Linked DNA regions of Mus musculus: regions 1 and 2 are each linked to region 3. The links are chromatin loops, found by intact Hi-C in ENCODE. Cell type or tissue: left cerebral cortex. All regions are shown on one strand. Each heading gives the region's core, and the rest is flanking DNA. Links, peaks and the distances in the headings are about the cores only.

Region 1 (6,132 bases), core at 724-5,723, 280 kb after region 3:
ATTGGCTTAGTGAATCAGAGGGCACTGGGGAAATCAGTTTTATATTCTTTCTTATAGAAAAAAATTCAATTTTCTTTCAGGGTTGGCTACATGAATTGGAGATTTGGCTCTAAGGGTTTTGGGAAGAGGTAAATTTGATTATTACATTTGGATCTATTGTGAGGATGTTGGTCCAAGAAGGAGATGATGAACAGAGTCCGCACTTCATTGTTAATGCTTCAATAGAGCTGCGTAAAGCAAGACAATCTCTGTGTGGTGTAGCACTTCCCAGGAGCAGGGAAGATAGAATCAAGTATCCTTTGAGTTTGTACTATTTGAAGAATTGGGGGGGGGGGCGTTCCAATGAAATTCTAGACTTTTTCTTAAAAACAAAGTTAATTAGTCAATTTCCAACTTCTCTATGTCTCAATAGCTGAAAACCAAGTTTTATTAAAACTCTTGCTTTCTCTGGGTGAAAGACTCTGGCTTGATGTAAGATCTATTGTCTGATGTCTCAGATTTTGCAGGTTTTCATTAAGGAAATGACAGCTGAAACACTATGAGGACTCCAGTGCAAGGTTATTCACTAAGTCCCAACCATAAAGCTCCTCCCAGATCAGCTGGTGTTCCCTAGCGATCCCAGGGAGAGGCACTGTTATCTATGCTAGGTAGCTACACACCATGCACTTACCCTTGCAACCCTCCCCAACAGAGGAAGACATGGGGGGGGGGGGGGGAGACATTTAATAAACCCTGAGGATGGGAGAATTGTTAGAGTCAACGCCTTCTAGCTCTGGATCTGTGAAATCTCACTCCAAGTGGAAGTGTCTGCCCCAGTCTACAGTCCTCTCCCTCCTGAGTATCAGCTCGCACAGCAAGCACCCTGCTCACCAGATGGGCATTCAGCCACTATTTGTTCAATAAAGTTCCGCAGAGAAAACAACTATTAAACTGTCTGTCATTCTCTAGGTATATAAAATGGATCTCTGCTCTAGTCTTTGGTGCAATGGTCCACTATAATTGTTCCATAGGTAGGAACACGTATCTGATCTTCCCATTCAAACTGTCATTAGAGACTCTGCCTTGAATATCCTGGCATCTCTCTTACTGTTTTGAGAAACTACAAAGCCCACAAAAGGCATGATTAGCCTGTGGCTGTCACTGGGGGCTCACCGCCTGGCTTTGCAGTCTCATCTCCACCTTTATTGGTCTCCGGTTAACCTGTACTAGGCCAGATAGATACAGCATCAGGCTGCCTAGCAACAGCTCTACTCCTGTGCTAAGATTTTCCTCTCACATTTTGTTGTTATCGTTTTCGCTTCTATATTTGGATCTGTAATCCATGTTTAGGTCTTAATAATGATGCGAGGCAAGAATCAACACATTTCCATGTGGATATTCAAGAATCATTTGCTGAGAGGACCATCTTTTTACCATTGAATGTGATGGGTTCTGTATGGAAGATCTACTGAATGTAAGTCTAACAGCGCATTCAGGGCTCTCTGTTCCCCAGTCACTGAAGTTTATTCTACACAGTGATCGTAACTCCTAGAATATAAGAATAAACCCTTTATCATTTCATTTATTAAGCTACTTTGGCATTAATTTTTTGCATCAACTACCTTCCTGTTACTGTGACAAACTACCATGGTCAAAATCAACTTATGGAAGAAATAATTTATTTTCTCTTAACAGTTCTAGGCAGGCATTCCGTAATGACTGGTAGGGCAGATATGGCTGGATCAGGGAGCTGGCTGGTCACATCTCATCATGCAAGAAGCAAAGAGATCAAACTGGAACTGGGGTGAGGCTATGGACATTCAAAGCCTGCCGCCAGTGACCTATTTCCTCCAGCTAAGTTCTACCTCCTAAAGGTTCTGGAACCTCCACAAATAACACCACCCTGGGCACCACGTATTAAGCCACCCGAGCCTATGGAAGACATTACTCATTCAAACCACATGGCTTGCTTAATGGTTTCTAGTTCCTTAACATAGAAAGAAACCCTACCAACACAGGCGTCTGAAGCTGGAAGTGTACCCGTTAGTGGTGCTTTGGCCATCTATACATTTTGGTAGCCTATATTTTTGTCTTAATTTAGGTAAAGTACTAACTTCTTGTGTGACTTCCTTGACCCATGGATTGTTTAGAAAGGGCATTAATTCTTACATTCTCAAATGCTTGGGAGATTTCCTAAGTTACTTTCTTGTTTGTTTCTAAGTTTAATGTCCCTACGTTTAGCGAACATACACACACACACACCTCTGCTCGGAGGGTTGAACCTTGGTACAATTACAGTATCCCAGTGAGTGAGGAGGTAGGAACCTCTCAACGCTGACATCTGAGGCCTGTCTCCCCATCTCCTCTGGGGACAGGCTGTCATGAGACTGTCATGACTTCTGTTGCCAACACTTGTGTCTCATGGTTATACTTTTAGGCGTGTGCCATAAGAAGAATCTAGGGACTAAGAACTATTGGCTCTCTCTTTCTCTTCCTGTCTATATAAGCAATAATTGCCTGGACCAAAAAGAATTTCTTGTGTCCTTATTAGCCACAGCATGTGGGCCTTGGCTTCTCTTGCTGTGTGTTCCCCAAGAGATGTGCCTATAGCTGTCTCTCTGGGCCCTTCTGACATGTATGGAGTCTTATTTATTTCAGGCCTTTCCAGGCAACCAGAGACATAGGGATTTCTGAATTCTGGGTGTGGTGGCTTCATTTCCTGGATCTCTCTGAGAACTTTCTTGTGAATTCACTAAGATGCTTCTTGTCCTGGCCAGGATGGCAAACTCAGGTGAGCTGTGGCACAGCCCTTTCCTATCTGCAGCTGGAAAGCCACTGCAGTTCCCAGCCATGTCTAAGGGAGCGCCTTTGCTGGGGCCTTGGGTTAAGCCAACTCAGCCAGCTTCCAGCGGTGTGTTTTTAAAGCTTTCCCCATCCTGCTACAGAGGGATGGAGCCTGAGGAGAGGTCAGATAGCCCAGAGACAGTCTTAGAAATACCACAGACTCCCTCCCTGTTCAGCAGCCTTTATCATATAAGCTATTCTCAATGTCCACCTACAGTTATTGTTAAGAATACACCATGGTAGGCTAGATGTAACGCAGTTGTAAACCAATTACCTACAAGTGCGAGGCTCAACATTCAGTCTCTGGTGCTACAGAAATAAATGAACAGACTCCCACAGAAGGCTCAAGTCACTGAAGTGTTTCACAAGGCAAAGGAAAACATGGTTAATTCGTCTGAGAAAATGAAGTTAGTCCCTTCATCGCAAGTATCATCAGAACTTTGAGGGGCTTATACACAATCCAAGAGTTTGGAAAAAGACAGTCTAATACAGTTTTCCATGGACAGACCCATCTAGCCCGTGAACACCCCTGGGAAATGGCACACAGTTAACACCCATGCGGCAGTAGCTCTCTGTTGCCCTCTTGTGGTAAGTTGCTTCACTTCGGTCCTGTTCAGGGCTTAAAACCCTCCTTAGTCTTCCTGTTATCAGGTCCCCAGATCTGATTGCTTCTTCTATGCACAAATGGTTTTCATAGCTTCATAATGGCACGCAAGGATTCCAGGAAAGAAAAACGGCAGGAACTGCTTGTGTAGAAATTCCTTCTTGGCTGGATAGTTTTCTAGAAGTCTTACTTAGTTAGAACCAAAGAGTAGAAATTCTTTCTTGGCTGGATAGTTTCCTAGAAGTCTTACTAGTTAGAACCAAAGAAGCAATTCTGATGTCTGTACTTGATCTTCCATAAATAAATAAATAAATAAATAAATAAATAAATAAATAAATAAATGGTCCTGTTCCACAGCCTGCAAGATCAGGATGAACCGTGTTCAAAAGATGCTTGGGGCTGAGTGGCTTTGCGCATTGCTCACTCCGATACCACCTGTTCACAGCCCAGCTGTGCTCGACCATGGGAAGAAATAACAAGCAGGGATAAGTGAGAAATATCAAAGAGTATATTCTTGGAGCAAGAAAAGTATCACTTGACCGCCACTTAAGCCCTAACACAGATACCAAACTTCCGTTGCAATGTACCGGCAGTTTTAAACCAATGGCAGCTGAATCAGTTGGAAAAGACGAGGGCAGCTCTAAAAGGGTGGAGCATAGAGATAAGCAAGGAGGTAAAGGGGTGGGTGTTGGAAATGGTGTGGGCTGGAGAAGGAGAGGATGGAAGAGGCCAAATAGACAGCTGGTATTTGCTAATTAATACCGTGGTTGTGGAATAAGGAAAATAATCCCTACTAATTATTTTCAGATATAAAACCGTAGGAATATAATTGTTTTAAACACTGACTTGTACAGGACCGCATGCTCATTAACAACTTTCTAAAGTGTCAAGCGCTGGGCTTGGTTGGAAGCTGCTCACATTAATGTTTTTGTAGATGTTGTGATATAACTAAGGAATGCGTGACGTTAGCGTTTGCAAAGATGCAGGATGATGTCGACTTCGGAAGCTTCCAATGGCTTTAAATTCTTTTCCGTATAATATAACAAATCTGAAAATACCCTTGAGACTTGGGGGTTTCCTGGATGCTGCAGAAAGTATGAGGATTATAAATCCAAGCATGTGTGCACGTGTGTGTGTGTGTGTGTGTGTGTGTGTGCGCGCGCGCGTGCATGCACTCGCGCACATGTGTGTATGTGTGTGTTCGCAAAGTCAGAGACTCTCATCATTACTTTACTCTTCTCCCTTCAGTAAGAACCAGCATGGAGGGAGTAGTGGCAATAGAATCCCACAATCACCATTTTAATGAGGATCTGACTTTTCAAGTATCATAACTTTTCTGAGGCTTCCATTTTAACTCTGAAGCCTTAATACCAAATGTAACCAAATGCAATTGAGATAGTTCCGTGTAGGGGGGTGGAATAGTTTATTGTTTTCCTGTGTGTGCTACATCACTGAAATGAGTCTCTGACCACAGACCTTGCTCCTGGACTACTTCATGTTAAATATACAAAGAAACCAGAATCATGATTTTAAAACAGCAAAGTTTACCTATGATTTTTCTTAATGTTTTATTCAGTAGCTAAAGCTTATTTGATACGTGATCAAAGTAATGGAATTCTGGACGTTTTAGGATACAGTGGAGATGGCAGTAAAATTGATAGTATAATCTGGTCCTCAGTAGTAAATTTTATTATTTAAATTTAAACACCCAAAACAAGTATCTCTTTTAGACTGTTAGAGGAAATTAGAGCTCTGACGTCTAAGACTGCACAGGCACAGTGCAAGCAGCCCACAGGGGAGCGCTTGGTTGAATTCATGTGTGACCAACACACGTCTTCCTTGACAAAGAGCTGTTCTGTAAAGGCCTCTTGGCCCCAGCTGGCCTCAGGTTTAATGTGCAACATTTCTCATGGATTTCCTCCCTGCCGGTAGAGTATAAAAGCAGATGCCTCTTTAGATGTTACCCCTCGTTTTGTTCCCTACGTTACTGTAGGATGCCATTTTCCCACTTCCAGGGATTGAGCCATAAAATTTCATAGGTGGCATGGATCCAGGTCGTGTGCTCACAGATAAGAGCTAGAGGATCCTGGAAGGTTAAGCACACAAGGTTGTTCCCTCATGGGAAGGAATGAGATGCCTGTTTTCTGCCCAGAATGCTGGGAGCAGCTGTGCTTTCTAGACTGGTGACTTTTGTGTCGTCTACGAGGGTTCTACCCTCCCTGAGACCCTTATCTAAAGCTTGTTATTCTCAGTCAATCCATAGAAGAATACTTACAGAGTTTCTATGCAGTCACCTGGTCCTTGCTTAGCATACTAGGTTCCTCAGGGAGGTTTATGGATGCTTTTTTTTTTTTTTTTTAATGGACATGAGATTGAGTTAATTATCACCAGGAAACATTTCACCAAAACATTCTGTGCTTAAACATGCCTAAAATAAACCGCTTGCGGTTAGTCAGACTCTAGAAGTGTTAGTGACATCGGCTGCTCAGCCGTGTTGAGCTGAACTGCTTCCTGGCTTCCAACTGATCATCTCTCTGCAGTCCTGTGAAGGTCACAAAGGCCCTGGCGTAATGTAAACAAGGCTTCTCAAGAAAATAAAAACATTCAAAATAAAAGGTACTCTCACCTGGGCACTGGAGTATGGCTCAGTGGTTAAGGGCACCTTGGCTGCTCTTGCAGAGGACCCAGGTTTTGTTCTAGACTCC
Region 2 (6,132 bases), core at 724-5,723, 200 kb after region 3:
GCAAACTACCATGCCTCCAGCCTTAGACTTCCAAGATGTCCTTACGTCTCTTGCCTGTGAAGTTTCAGCCTCCAGTCAGCTCAGCCATTCTCATGAAGCATCAACTGTCATTTCTCTGCTAGCCAGTGTCACATCCAAATCTAAAAGCAGAGCCCTGGGTGTCTGTTCTCGATCTTGACTTGACACTTCAAACTCAGCTTCGCCAAACCAACATCGTGGTTTCACTTACACAATTTGTATCCTAATACACCCATTGTCAAAAACCGCTAAGCATCGTTTTTCAATTTTACATTAGCTGTTGGTTTTGGCTAGATGAGAATAGATTATGAATTTTTAATACAAAAAAAAACAAGAGTACACATTTGTAATGGGAGGGTACATAAAAATGAATCCCAAAAATGATAAACTACAGTCTTCCACTAAAAATAAAAATAGTGTTAGCAGAGCCCAGGCTCCAGACATACACTCCTCTGCCTCTGCCTCCATCACTTGCTCCACAGCAGAGAGTGTTGGCTAAAATAGAACACTCTATTCAGACACATCTGAGAAGCACAGCAGTGCTGCCATTTCAGGCACAGGGGACAATTTACACTCAAACTATGAATCCTTAAATAAATCAGGCTTGAGAGTATCCACCTGCCCGGCTGTCTGAGCTTAGGAATCATACTGCCTTTCTCGGTCTGACTGTGCACTCATCTCTATGCTAACCAGCAGCAGCTTCGGATCAACTGTAGGTTCCGTTCTACGCTGACTTTCTCCATCACTGTCTCCTGTCGCACCCATGTTCTCTTGTCAGCCTCAGCACCGTATGCACAAATGGCTCCAGCTGCGTGGCCACGATTCCTGGGGTGCATCTGATTTTCCTTCCTGGACCTTCTATGAGCTCCACCCACTCTCTCTCACTCGTGCAGGCATGTGTGTACACACACACACACACACACACACACACACACACACACACACAGTGCTTTAAAATTACAGTATAGCTCGGACATAAAGGTTTGCTTGGCAATCTGGTGGGGATTAGACCAGCATCAAAACTAGTTATGCACTGGAGAAACCAAGAACCCATCCTGGATTTCCCTAGACTACCACCATCATCAAATACCCTAGAGTCTAGGCTAGTACAGAATAATTACTGTATACAGCAAAAGAAAACCTTTAAAAGTACTAAATTATTCTAAGATAAAGTTAGGGTCCATTCTAGATTTTGATTCTTTGTTTTCCTGACGGCAAACTTACTAACCTAGATATTTGGAAAGTGATTTTATCAGAGGGGTGGACCTGTCCCCACATCCAGAGGAGGTCCTGGTCTTTCTGAAATGAACTTACTGAAATGGTTCTGATCTTTCAAGCTGGTATGTATCTGTTTGCAGAAATCAATGGTCACAAGCCAGAAAGTTGTCTAGTGAAGACAAACTAAAGCTAAAGACCCTCCTAGAAACTAAATTCTCAAAACGGACACCGGGATTTCATACTACTTCTGTGATTCTTAGCATTCTAATTTAGCGTGTTCACCTACATTCTTGTTTTAATTTGCTTTGAAAGGGTTACACAGCAGGGCTGTGTTTGCATACCTGAAGTAAAATATACTTAGGATTTAAGCAAAAGATAAAAATAATCAAAAAGCCTATTCCTCTATCCCATACAGAAGGAAGACCTAACTGAGACCCATTTTCTCAAAACTAATGTAAATTGTTGCACTGAAGAATTCAACAACAGCAATAATAGGCAGGGGTGGGTGCTAGCTACAAATTAAAACATCCTGCTTGAGGTTTTAAGAGAGTGAAACAACAATACAACTTAGCTAACTCCAGACACCGCCAGCCCTAATAGGAGATTCTTCATGCTGACATTACAAATGCCCCCTTGTGGACAAACCTGATTATTACAATATATAGCACTGTTTTATATCTATATCTATCTATATCTATATATCTATATATATCTATATATCTGACATCAGTTTGTGAGTATGTCTGTGGAAGTTGCACCTAAAAACTGATGATTCGTAACAAAGACAAACTGGGAAGGGGGCTGGAGAGACGTTTAGCTGTGAAAAGTACTTCAAGCTGTGCTAGAGGGCCCGGGTCTAGGTCTTAGCACGCACATCTGGAGGCTCACAACAGCCTAGAGCTCCAGCTCCAGTGAACCCAATGCCCTCTAACCTCTCCAGGCACTACACACGCATGCTGCCCATGAATTCCTACAGACACACACTCATAACCAAAAATAAAATAATAGGTAAATCTTTTTTAAAGTCAGAAATTCTGAGATGTTGTATATTCATAGCCTGGCCCATAAAAATAATTTTATTCATTTACTCTGTCAACCTAAAGTGAAAATTGAAAAAAATATATATACAAGTATTATATGTCTGAGCAACACAAATTCTGTCCTTTCTTCTGAAAACTAAGACAGCATGTCTTTGTTTCTTAGGGATCTAGAGACTGCTCAGTCCTTGGTGACACACTTACGTGAACATGGGCCTTGTTTCTTGTTCCTCGTTGCTAGATTCTCAATCCCTGCTGCTCAGAAACCCTCTTCTCCATGTTACCAAGAAATACTTAAATATTAAATGTCACTCTTATGAGCTACAGAGTCGTTCTGAGGGTAAGGTCCAGGCATGAAGAAGCAGGTGATCAGTGAGTTTGCTTCCGTAAGGAGAATTTTTCAGGCCACACTACATAGGTCCTGTTAAAATTCTACCTGTAACTTAGGAAGGCTCTTACAACAGCTGTAGCAGCCATGCTTAAAAGTGCCACAAGATGGCGATGTGAGCCACCAGAGGAGGGAAAAACCTGGTTTGTCCAATTTCAGAGAGAGGGAGGAGGGATATTTTCCTGTCTTTCCAAGACATTTGAGTATTCTAGGTCAGAGGTAACAGAAATGCAGGTAAACAGACTAATTTTTCCTCAATTTGTCATTAACAAAAATGAGAGATTTCTCTGTATTGTTCACTGAGGAATGGCAGTTACTTGAAAAACATCCAGAAATCCCCTGGTGCCTAGGGCCTTGTAAATGTATTTATTGCTCGGCCTCTAGCTGCTCAAAACACGTGTTAATTCTGAGAGCAGTTAGCATCGTGTGGTGGAACAGGAGAGGGTAAGAATGAGGCTGGCTGCGCATTATGCTGGGTGGACCTGGGCAAACCCTGCCTCCTTTTACACTCAGTGTCACCTGCTATAGAGAGCATTTAGCTTTATCTCACTTGGTGTCTTGAGACTGACATAAGGGAGATTCATGTATGGACCTTGTATATTTAATTAAAGACAAATTACTATTACAATACTGAATCCTACAAATTCAGCTGAGAATTATATTAATATTCTTCCTCCCACCTTGCCAAAGTACCTTTTTCCTTTTGGCATATCACTTATGTTTTTGCCTGAGTTGTTTTTCAAGTAAAAATTCAGCATGGGCTCTGAGGAAAGTCTGCCTCTCGGCAGCGAGGACTCTTTGTGCATCATGTCTTGAGACTTTCTTACCCTCCTTTCAAGGATAAATTCACAAGGACAAACACATGTGCTTTATTGCGACTCGAATGAGCCCGCGATGTGAAGGAACCTTAAAGAGGGAGGGGACACTAACAGGCGACATTGAGAAGGGACGGGAGAGCTCTGTGAAACTTTGTGTCAATGTCCGGCAGACCTAGTAGCTGTGCTGATTCATGTGTATTGTGTATCGGTGTGTGCTCTCGAGTACACACCTCTGTCTACACATTTTGTGTTAAGGTAGAAACACACCACGCACACTTTAGAAATGGAGAAGGTACTCTGTGTTCAACAGGCTTCTTCAGACTATGAGAAGCAGGTGCCTTCAAGTTCTTAGCCAGCCTGACTATTTTTTTACCCCATTATGCTTGTCTCTGCATTCGATCCTGGCCCCGCTTTTATGCGGCGGACTAGCCTGAAGGCCTCGGTCCTTTTCCAGCTCCCCTGAACATTATTCAGGTTTCACATCAGCCTTGACACTTGTGTACCGCTTTCCCTTGGTGATTCTTCTCACTTAGGCCCTCTCTACTTACCACTGGCATCTTCTCATAGACACGAATGGAAGACAGTCTATCTGCAGGAAAGCAAAAGGGACAGTTGATAATTCCATTGGGCTCCTCCTCAGCCTCACAGCCCACAGACCGAAGCTTCTGTACCTGAAGGGTTTCCACGCATCTTTTCCATTTTCTCTTTCAGAGACACTATTTGCTTTTCCAATTGGTCATTCAGCTCCAGCTGGGTCTCGTACCGGGTTTTCCACTCACTGCCTGGATGAAAAATGGGGAAACGAGATCACCCCCAGTGCCACTTATTTGTGCATTAAATTAATACAAATCAGGGCTGGGGGATGGTTCAGGCTATGCCACATAAGGACCTGAGTTCAGATCTCAGCACATACATAAAAAAATAATGAGGTTGGAGGTGAGTTTCTGTAACCCCAGAGCTGGGGAAGGGGAAAAGACAGACAGATCTGTCTCTTTTATCCTTAAAGCATGTTTCCTTCTGCCCTCCTCCCACTCCCATACACACACACACACACACACACACACACACACACACACACACAGAGTGAGTCAATGACCTCTGGTAAGAGATATGCCTTAAGAGACCCTGTCTTTAAAAATTAGCAAATAAATAAAGAAGGTGGCATATGACCAAGGAAGACATATATATTGGCCTCCATCACTCACACGCGTGCACTCCTGCACCACATGTACACACATACACATAGACAATTTATGAACCAACTCAACTGTGTGTTGTTACTTCTTGACTTCATTAGTAAAGCTAGAGAATGAAAAAAGAGATTATTTTGAGGTATTTATCTCTAAGGTAGAATTTCCTAGACTGCCATGATTAGACCCACCCTCATGCTGTCTCTTAGCCTCATTGCTATCTCTCAGAGCCAGAACTCAAAAAAACCTCTGTGTCTCCTGTACATCTTGTTCTTTGTTTTCTGCCACTGTTTTATCCTTCACTTTCTGTTTCCTTATAGTATATTCTACTAGGGGTCGGGGGATGGTATCAGGAGCCTGTCTCTTTCCTTGAAACATCCATACAACATCCTAACAAACAGTACCAGTATCCCATTCCATTGTATGAAATTGGTCTTACCACTTACATACTTGCTGGAGGGGAAACTTCATTAACTTCATTGTTAACTGTTGTGGCACTCATATTTGAAAAGTTAGTTATTCTACTAATCAAGGCTCGGAAAGGCTGAAGAACATTCTTTAAGATGTGAGAGCCAAGGCTGGTCATGATGGCACACATCCGTAGCCCTGTGCTCGGAAGACTGAGAGTCTGAAGCTCGTCCTGGTACACTGGGAGTACAGGACCAGGTAGGGCTACATAGCAAGACATTGTGTCAAAAACAGAAACAGACAGACAGATGAATGGATGGGTGCAGAGGTAGAGCTAAGAGATGATGTAGATGAACGCAGCCTAGAGCTGAAATCTCCTTGTCCAACTTCATGGCCCAGCACCTTGAAGTTGGGCTTTATAAAAGGAGAGGAAAAGTGGTGGCTCGTTTTCCCCTTCTCTTTAACACTCTGAGCTGAAGCCCAGGCCCCGACAGTGCTGGGGTCCCAGGAGACAGAGTGAAACGGCAGACAAACACCGCTACAGACTGGACCTTGTTACCAGGACGCAGCCGGCACCCCACATCTACGCTGCTAGGCACAGACAGTCTTCCAACACGGGGATGCACACCATCCCAAGCAGAGTCATGACACCAAATTCCTCATGGAAGAGGAGGAAAGATGCCCCAAATTACTGAACATGCTTCCAAGAGACGCCACTGACCCCAGGTAGATGCAACTCTATCTGATCAGGTAACTGAAGCCATCTTTCCCAATTTGCATCACGACAACAGAAGCTTTATAGATAAGAACGCTACCAAAGCATTTTTTATTTATATGAGTATATTTCATTAGTTTAATAATATGCTACTATGGATACAAAACACAGAGCTCCCTCAAAAAAAGCATAAGAGGGTTGATTCTTAGTTAAATACAAGTGACCACAGCCCCAAATACCACACCCTGCCATGGATGTGTTTGTATACGGCTATTAGTTACGGAACTAAGAGAGTCATAAGTTAAGCTGTTTATCTAATATACGTGTATGTCCACAGATA
Region 3 (6,132 bases), core at 396-5,395:
TTGGCACGTGAGGGTACACCATGAAGGTGCCACGCCCTCCACCAGCTATCCAGAAGTGCCCTCACTGGACACGGAGTCTGCCATCATCTTGACCAGTCATGGGCTCTGCACCTTTGTTGTTGTTGAACCGCCCAACTCCTGGAACACGGGTTTCCTTCTAACATGTTGTTTTGACTAAGGCTCGAGGTGTTGGCTCTAGTTACCTTTCTCTCTCCTTTAACAACCATGATTTTTGAGCTTTTTTTGTTTGATATCTAGGCCACTCCACTTTCCCAGGACAATCCTAGATTTCCTCAGACAGCAGTCACGCTGGTGCATACCCGCAGATTAAAAGGGTATATTCTCTTGCTTTGAAGCTATTTTTGTGAATGATAAGAATTCCCTAACCACTGGGCAGTGATGGTGCACACCTTTAATCCTAGCACTTGGGAGGCAGAGACAGGTGGATTTCTGAGTTCGAGGCCAGCCTGGTCTACAAAGTGAGTTCCAGGACAGCCAGGGCTATACAGAGAAACTCTGTCTCAAAAAAAAAAAAAAAATCCCTAACAATCAGATTTCTAATATTTTGCCCAAAAGAATTAAAGTTAATTCCACACATATTTTTAAGATCTAAATTTTATTTTATTTTGACTAACATGTATTAATCTAACACACTGCTGGGATTTTCATGACTTTCCCTGACTTTTCTGAAATTCAGGCTGAGGGAGAGTTGGTGGTGTGGGGAAGCAGAAGGCACAGCCCCAGTTCAGGGTCCTCGATGTTAGTCACAGAGATGGTCTACACATTGGACAGTAGGAGAGGAGGAACTCGGACAGCCTGAGACCAGCTAAGGGCAGAGGAGCAGCATTGAAGGGACATGGCTTCTGAGTAAGAAAGACAAGCTGCACGCAGTCAGGCAGCACACATGCTAAGTAAGAGCAGATTCCCACGACTACACTAAACTCAGCCTGAAATGCCTCACAGGTCATAGGTCAGACCACCAAGCAGAGTTGACCAATGGACTGCCTGTCTGATTCCCAGAGCCCTTCTTATGACTCCCATCAGGGCACAAAAGGATGGCTGTGCTCAATGGAACGGAGAAAGGAGGATTAAAAGAAAACGTGTCCATCTGATGCTCAGGGCAGTTCCTGGAGGATGAGAAGGTATCTGACCGAGGAGCCAGACTGGAGGCAATGCCTGGGACCCAAAGGCTGCCAAGAGCACCCTGGGGAAATTTCATTCCTGGTTCTGGGGTCCACTTGGCGCAATGATAAGAAGCATGCGGCAAACTCCCATGCTGCCCACTAGTGAGAGTCCTTCACAGAAAAGCTGACTTCTGCCTGATTAAGCTCTTCCCACCTGCCCCGGGGCGTCTCCTTTTCCAACTGCAGACTTAAAATCCTCTGCTATGAGCAGTGACCCCTGACTCTGAGATCCACCTCTTTCCACTCCACAGCGTTTCCATCCATTGCTGTCCCCGTGGCTCCCATAGGCACACCTCAAACTGATTCTCACCGGTACATGTCTAATGACACCTCTCGCCACAGCCCGGCCCTATTCTCCTTCTGACCGCCCTCTCCTCATCTCATCTAGTCTCCAAACCACTTCTGGCAAATTCTTTCCTCTTGTAGGTTCTCAATTAGCCAAATCAACCAACCTGACATGTGATACTGATGGCCTACTAAGTGCTCAGCTGTGTGAGCATTCATGTATGAGGAGGGGAAGAGAGAGGGAACCAGACACAGATAGATGGTGTTCAACAAAGTTTACTCATCTGTGTACAAATGAAGAATTAATAGACACTAGATCGGAAGTGGTATCGGAGATGGGAAGCGTGGGTGGTAAGCAGCAGACACTCAGCCCTTCTCACAAATATGGAGACTGGAGGCACAGAAGATCGCTGGCGTCTCCTGAAGTAACAGTGCATCGACCATGAGAAAGACCCTCCCATGCCTTCAACTGCTCTGAGGTTGGAAGCGAGCCACTGCTGGGCACAGCAATAGTAACACTTGCAGGCGACTCAGGTGGGCAGGGCTGAGATGCTCATCAGTAGAGACCCTGTGCGCTAAGAGGCAAAGCCTCAGAAGTGACCTGGAGGTTTAAGCCTCATGGACTCCGGATTTAGGGAAATAAACCGGAAATATTCAACGGCCCTCACCAGATCTTATAAAATGGCCAAAATAGCATGCTGTAGTTTGGATATGCATGCACTCAAGTTGTGTCAGCCATTCCTCAGTAGACCTTCAGAAACCAAGCACAGAGCCATGAACATCACAAATCCTGTGTGTGTGTGTGTGACGCTCCTCAGAGAGCAGCCGACACCATGATCGGTTCACAGCCTTCATATCTGAGCCTCTTTACTGGGAGTGGTAAGAGGGACAGGCGTGCCAACCACCTGGTGCTTGCCCCAAACAAGGTAGACTCAACCGCCTTTTGTCCTCAGACTCCTCTGATCAGTTCTGACAACATAAGCTCTGACTGGTCTGACCCCACTGGGTGTCCTTACTAGGACTGTTCAAGGAGACTGAGGACAAGGAATGACTAGGGCTGGAATATTCCGGATCAGTGGTATCAGCTTGAATCACAGAGACTAGGGGTACAATAAATAAGTACAGGAATACACTGCCATTCTCAAGGAAGAGATCCAACTTCAGATATCACCCCAGAGGTGTACCAGTGGCAGAAGGACATTTAATTTTTTCCCACAAGTGGATTCAAGGTGGGAAGAGGCAGTCCCGTAGCCGTGCTTGGTGAGAGGATGGCCCTGTTCTCCATCAGGAGCTGTCAACTGACACCCCAAGCACAAAACCATGTTCAGATGTGTAGATTACAGGAACCAGGATGGCCATTTGTCCCTCAAAGGAGGCCTTAATGGCTCGTTACTACAATTATCATAAATTGGCATCAATTTCGAACCTGTCAGTGAATTTCCATGATTTATGTTGTCCTTTTCCATATAACAAGTAAGCCCATGTGTGTCGTGGTTTGAATATGCTTGTCCCAGGGAGTGAGTGGCACTATTAGGAGGTGTGGCCTTGTTGGAAAAAAGTGTGTCACTGTGGGGGTGGGCTTTGAGTCCCTTCTCCTAGCTGTTTGAGTCTCTCCTAGTTCCCTTCGGAACAAGATGTAGAAGTCTCAGCTCCTCCTGCACCATGCCTGCCTAGACGCTGCCATGCTCCCACCTTGATGATAATGGACTGAACCTGTGAACCTGTAAGCCAGCCCCAATTAAATGTTCATAGCAATGGAAACCCTAGCTAAAACAATGTGTGATGATTTTATTATGCGCTGGTTTTCATTATTAATCCTTAATATTAGATTATAACTAAGGGGGAAAGCTACATAGTAGAATGCTTTCCCACTTTAATAACAAAATAGAAAATGTAGATGCTTGAAGAAACAACATGTAATACCACAATTGTCCACAGAGTGGCAGAAGAACTCCAGAAAAGTCAAGCTAGACTTGCAGCAATTATGCTGAATTCTACACACACACACACACACACACACACACACACACACCACCTTTTATAAGCTCCACTTCATAAAGAAATACTGCGAAATGACACTTGTTAGCAGAATCATGTGGGTATTCTAAAGCGTTATAAAATAAGCTTAAATCTTGACAATTTAAAATCTAACCAGAGTAAGAACTCCCCATGTGCAGAGTCCAGAGACTTTGAAGCCCCACCCATGCCTCCTCTGGTTCTCGGGTCCTCAGAAAAGCTCTCTTCTTAAGTGAAATCCATATGTGTTGTTTTAAAGACAAGGAACATGAGCCCTCCAGAGTTTAATCATTAGCCAACCTGTCCCCAATCTTTCGCAGGGCTCTGCTTAACAATGAAGCCTGGCAAATGGGTGTTCAAAATGTCAGACCATGGCGGAGGCAGGGGCCAATGGCTGCAAAGTGATGCCAAATGCCTTCCCTAACAACCATAAAGTGATGGATGACAGAGCCCTGACACAGAGACCTCAGCCAGCCCATCCCGTTCAGGGGGTCAGGGTCAGGACAGACAGAAAGCAAACACACAGAAAGGTTGAGAGGCAAAGAGCATCTATAAGGCATGGTCCTCAGATCTGTGCTGCTCATCTGAGGCCCTGTCTCGCCCTGCTTCCAACTCCAGTGCCAAAGGACTGACTCACTGCAATGTCAGCCCAAAAGGATACTTCTTTCTTTGAAAAAGATGCTGAGTCGGCTCCATGTCAAGTGGTGTTGATTCATGGGGAACAAACCCCGGTGGCCGCAGGCCAGCCCTGGTCATTTACCTCATTCAAGTCTGGGAAGCTGGAGCGTAGCAAGCCTTTTCAGTGTGTTACCACGCGGTAAGTGCTCAAAGTGATCTTTGTCTCTGCAGAGGGGACCGCATGCAGGCCGCTGGGTCCCTCTCGCAGTAAATATGAAGGATTCTCTGCACAGCAGTGGCGTCAGGCCTGCTGGATCCCAGCACACTGGCCCCTCTTTAACCTCAAGTAAAGAATGTTCCAACGTAAAGTCTGCCATCAGAGACATAATAGAATCTCCTAGTCTGGGGTCTGCTGGAAAAACCGTTTATTTTTATAGTGTGGTAAAAGACTCAGCACATAAAAGCTACCATCATGAATATTTTTATTACTTACGTATTTATACAACTACCACCACTGTATCTCTTGAACACTTCTTCATCTTTTGAAACTGAAACTAGCTTTCAACTTCCTCCTCATTCTTTCCCTCCTCTGACCTTAGCAGACACAGGCCACCTTCTCTCTCTGTGACTTTGACTGCTTCAGGCATCTCATAACCGATCATACAGTATTGGTCTTGTCCTCCTATAATATCCTCACGATTCATTCATTTGTAACCTGTGATGAAATTTCATTTTTTTTTTATCTTATTACTATCTTCTTGTTGGTAAGCTTTCATTGTTTGGGACAGCTTTCGTTTGCAGCAACCTTGAGCAGAAGTTGCAGTTCCAACCTCGCTACACATACACAGCCTCGCCTCCTAGCGACACTTCCAGCAGAGCAGTGTGTTTGCTACACATGAAGAATCCACACAGACGCGTCATTACCACATGCTGTCACGTGATCCATGGCTTCCACCAGGTTCTCTTTCAGCACTGCATATTCTGTGGCTCTGCATAAGCGTAGGGCGTGCACCCACTGTTAGAGTGTAATGCAGTTCACTGCCTCAAGAAAGTGTCTGTGTATCTTTTATTGGTAAATATTTATTTTTATTTTACTCATAGGCTTGCTTGCCTGTACGGATCTAAGTGTACCGTATGTCTGCAGTGCTCATGGATGCCAGAAGACAGAGTCAGATATCCGGAAACTAGAGCTCTGCATGGACCAAGAACAGCCAAACATAGGCTGCATCTCCTGGGCATTTCACAGTTCTTTACAAGCAGAGTTCAGATGAAGGATTTGCACTCAAGAGGAAACTAGGGGCTGTAAACGACAGCATTGGCTCCAGCCATCTGGCTTACTCGATCTCCTCTACTATCCAACATCCTTGGGCCTTGAGTTTATAAAATGTCACCAATCACCACCATTAGGACAAGCTACTCCGTGAGAAAACTCCATGTGCGATGACTGGGTGTCACTAGTGCCAGGCCGGAACCAGGGAGCCAACACCGTTCGTAACTAGTGACTACAGAACCATCTTGGGAGGTTCCCTTTGTCCATGGCCCTTGGAGAGGTGCCTGACTTTTAGCTCAGAAACATCTTTAGTCATCAAAGAGTCTGACAAAGAACAGCATAGACCGAACCGGGCTGGCGTCCTCTCATGGCCTCTGAAAGACGTTGGCAGCCGAAACTGGGCCACCGTTTAGTCATCCCCTCAGACCAGACGGCATGGTTGTGAGCCGGCTCTGGGTGGTCTTCATCCTGGGTCCGAGCTGAACAGAGCCTGGGGGATAATCAACAGCCTCACATGACCTAAGACCTCGGCATCTCGAGGTGGATGGGAGACACTCTGTCTCTCCTCCAGCCGCAACGCTGAGGAGGACGAGGGGGTGGCACAGTATTACCCTAGAATTCCAGAAAATTAGGAAGTCCAACCACCTCTGCTTTCCAAATCCTTTTTCTTTGTCATCTGTGTTCTGCCACCAGAAGCCTTTCGAGTCCCAGGGGGGGATATCTGGCAGAGAGGAGGGGGTTTTGTTGTGTGCCTTTCTC

Evidence for each region. A loop is a pair of places that touch in the nucleus more often than their neighbours do. Peaks named below come from ENCODE experiments on the same cell type or tissue, not always from the same donor. Only the 100,000 strongest peaks of a DNase experiment are listed, where the experiment ranks them.
Region 1: a loop joins it to region 3, with 9 times the contacts of the local background. A loop is called at or near these places in 22 of 42 quality-filtered maps.
Region 2: it touches region 3 in a loop (13-fold over the local background); 26 of 42 quality-filtered maps call a loop at or near these places.

Annotation. Positions count from the first base shown.
Region 1 is chr3:55,077,562-55,083,693 of GRCm38, reverse strand. All of the region lies in intron 6 of 4931419H13Rik (RIKEN cDNA 4931419H13 gene), which reads right to left. Among named protein-coding and RNA genes, the nearest start is that of 4931419H13Rik, 25 kb to the right of the region's middle. In left cerebral cortex, for the core only: a CTCF peak has its summit at 3,401 (motif pointing left); a DNase peak (open chromatin) is centred at 3,401.
Region 2 is chr3:55,148,841-55,154,972 of GRCm38, reverse strand. It overlaps Ccdc169 (coiled-coil domain containing 169), which reads right to left. Exons shown (of 8, transcript NM_177203.3): 3 at 4,151-4,261; 4 at 4,028-4,068. Among named protein-coding and RNA genes, the nearest start is that of Ccdc169, 12 kb to the right of the region's middle. In left cerebral cortex, for the core only: CTCF peaks have their summits at 1,860 (motif pointing left) and 2,764 (motif pointing right); DNase peaks (open chromatin) are centred at 1,836 and 2,768; H3K27ac peaks cover 101 bases.
Region 3 is chr3:55,352,254-55,358,385 of GRCm38, reverse strand. All of the region lies in intron 3 of Dclk1 (doublecortin-like kinase 1), which reads right to left. Among named protein-coding and RNA genes, the nearest start is that of Gm9831, 48 kb to the left of the region's middle. In left cerebral cortex, for the core only: CTCF peaks have their summits at 3,390 and 4,968; DNase peaks (open chromatin) are centred at 3,424, 4,212 and 5,007; H3K27ac peaks cover 1,773 bases.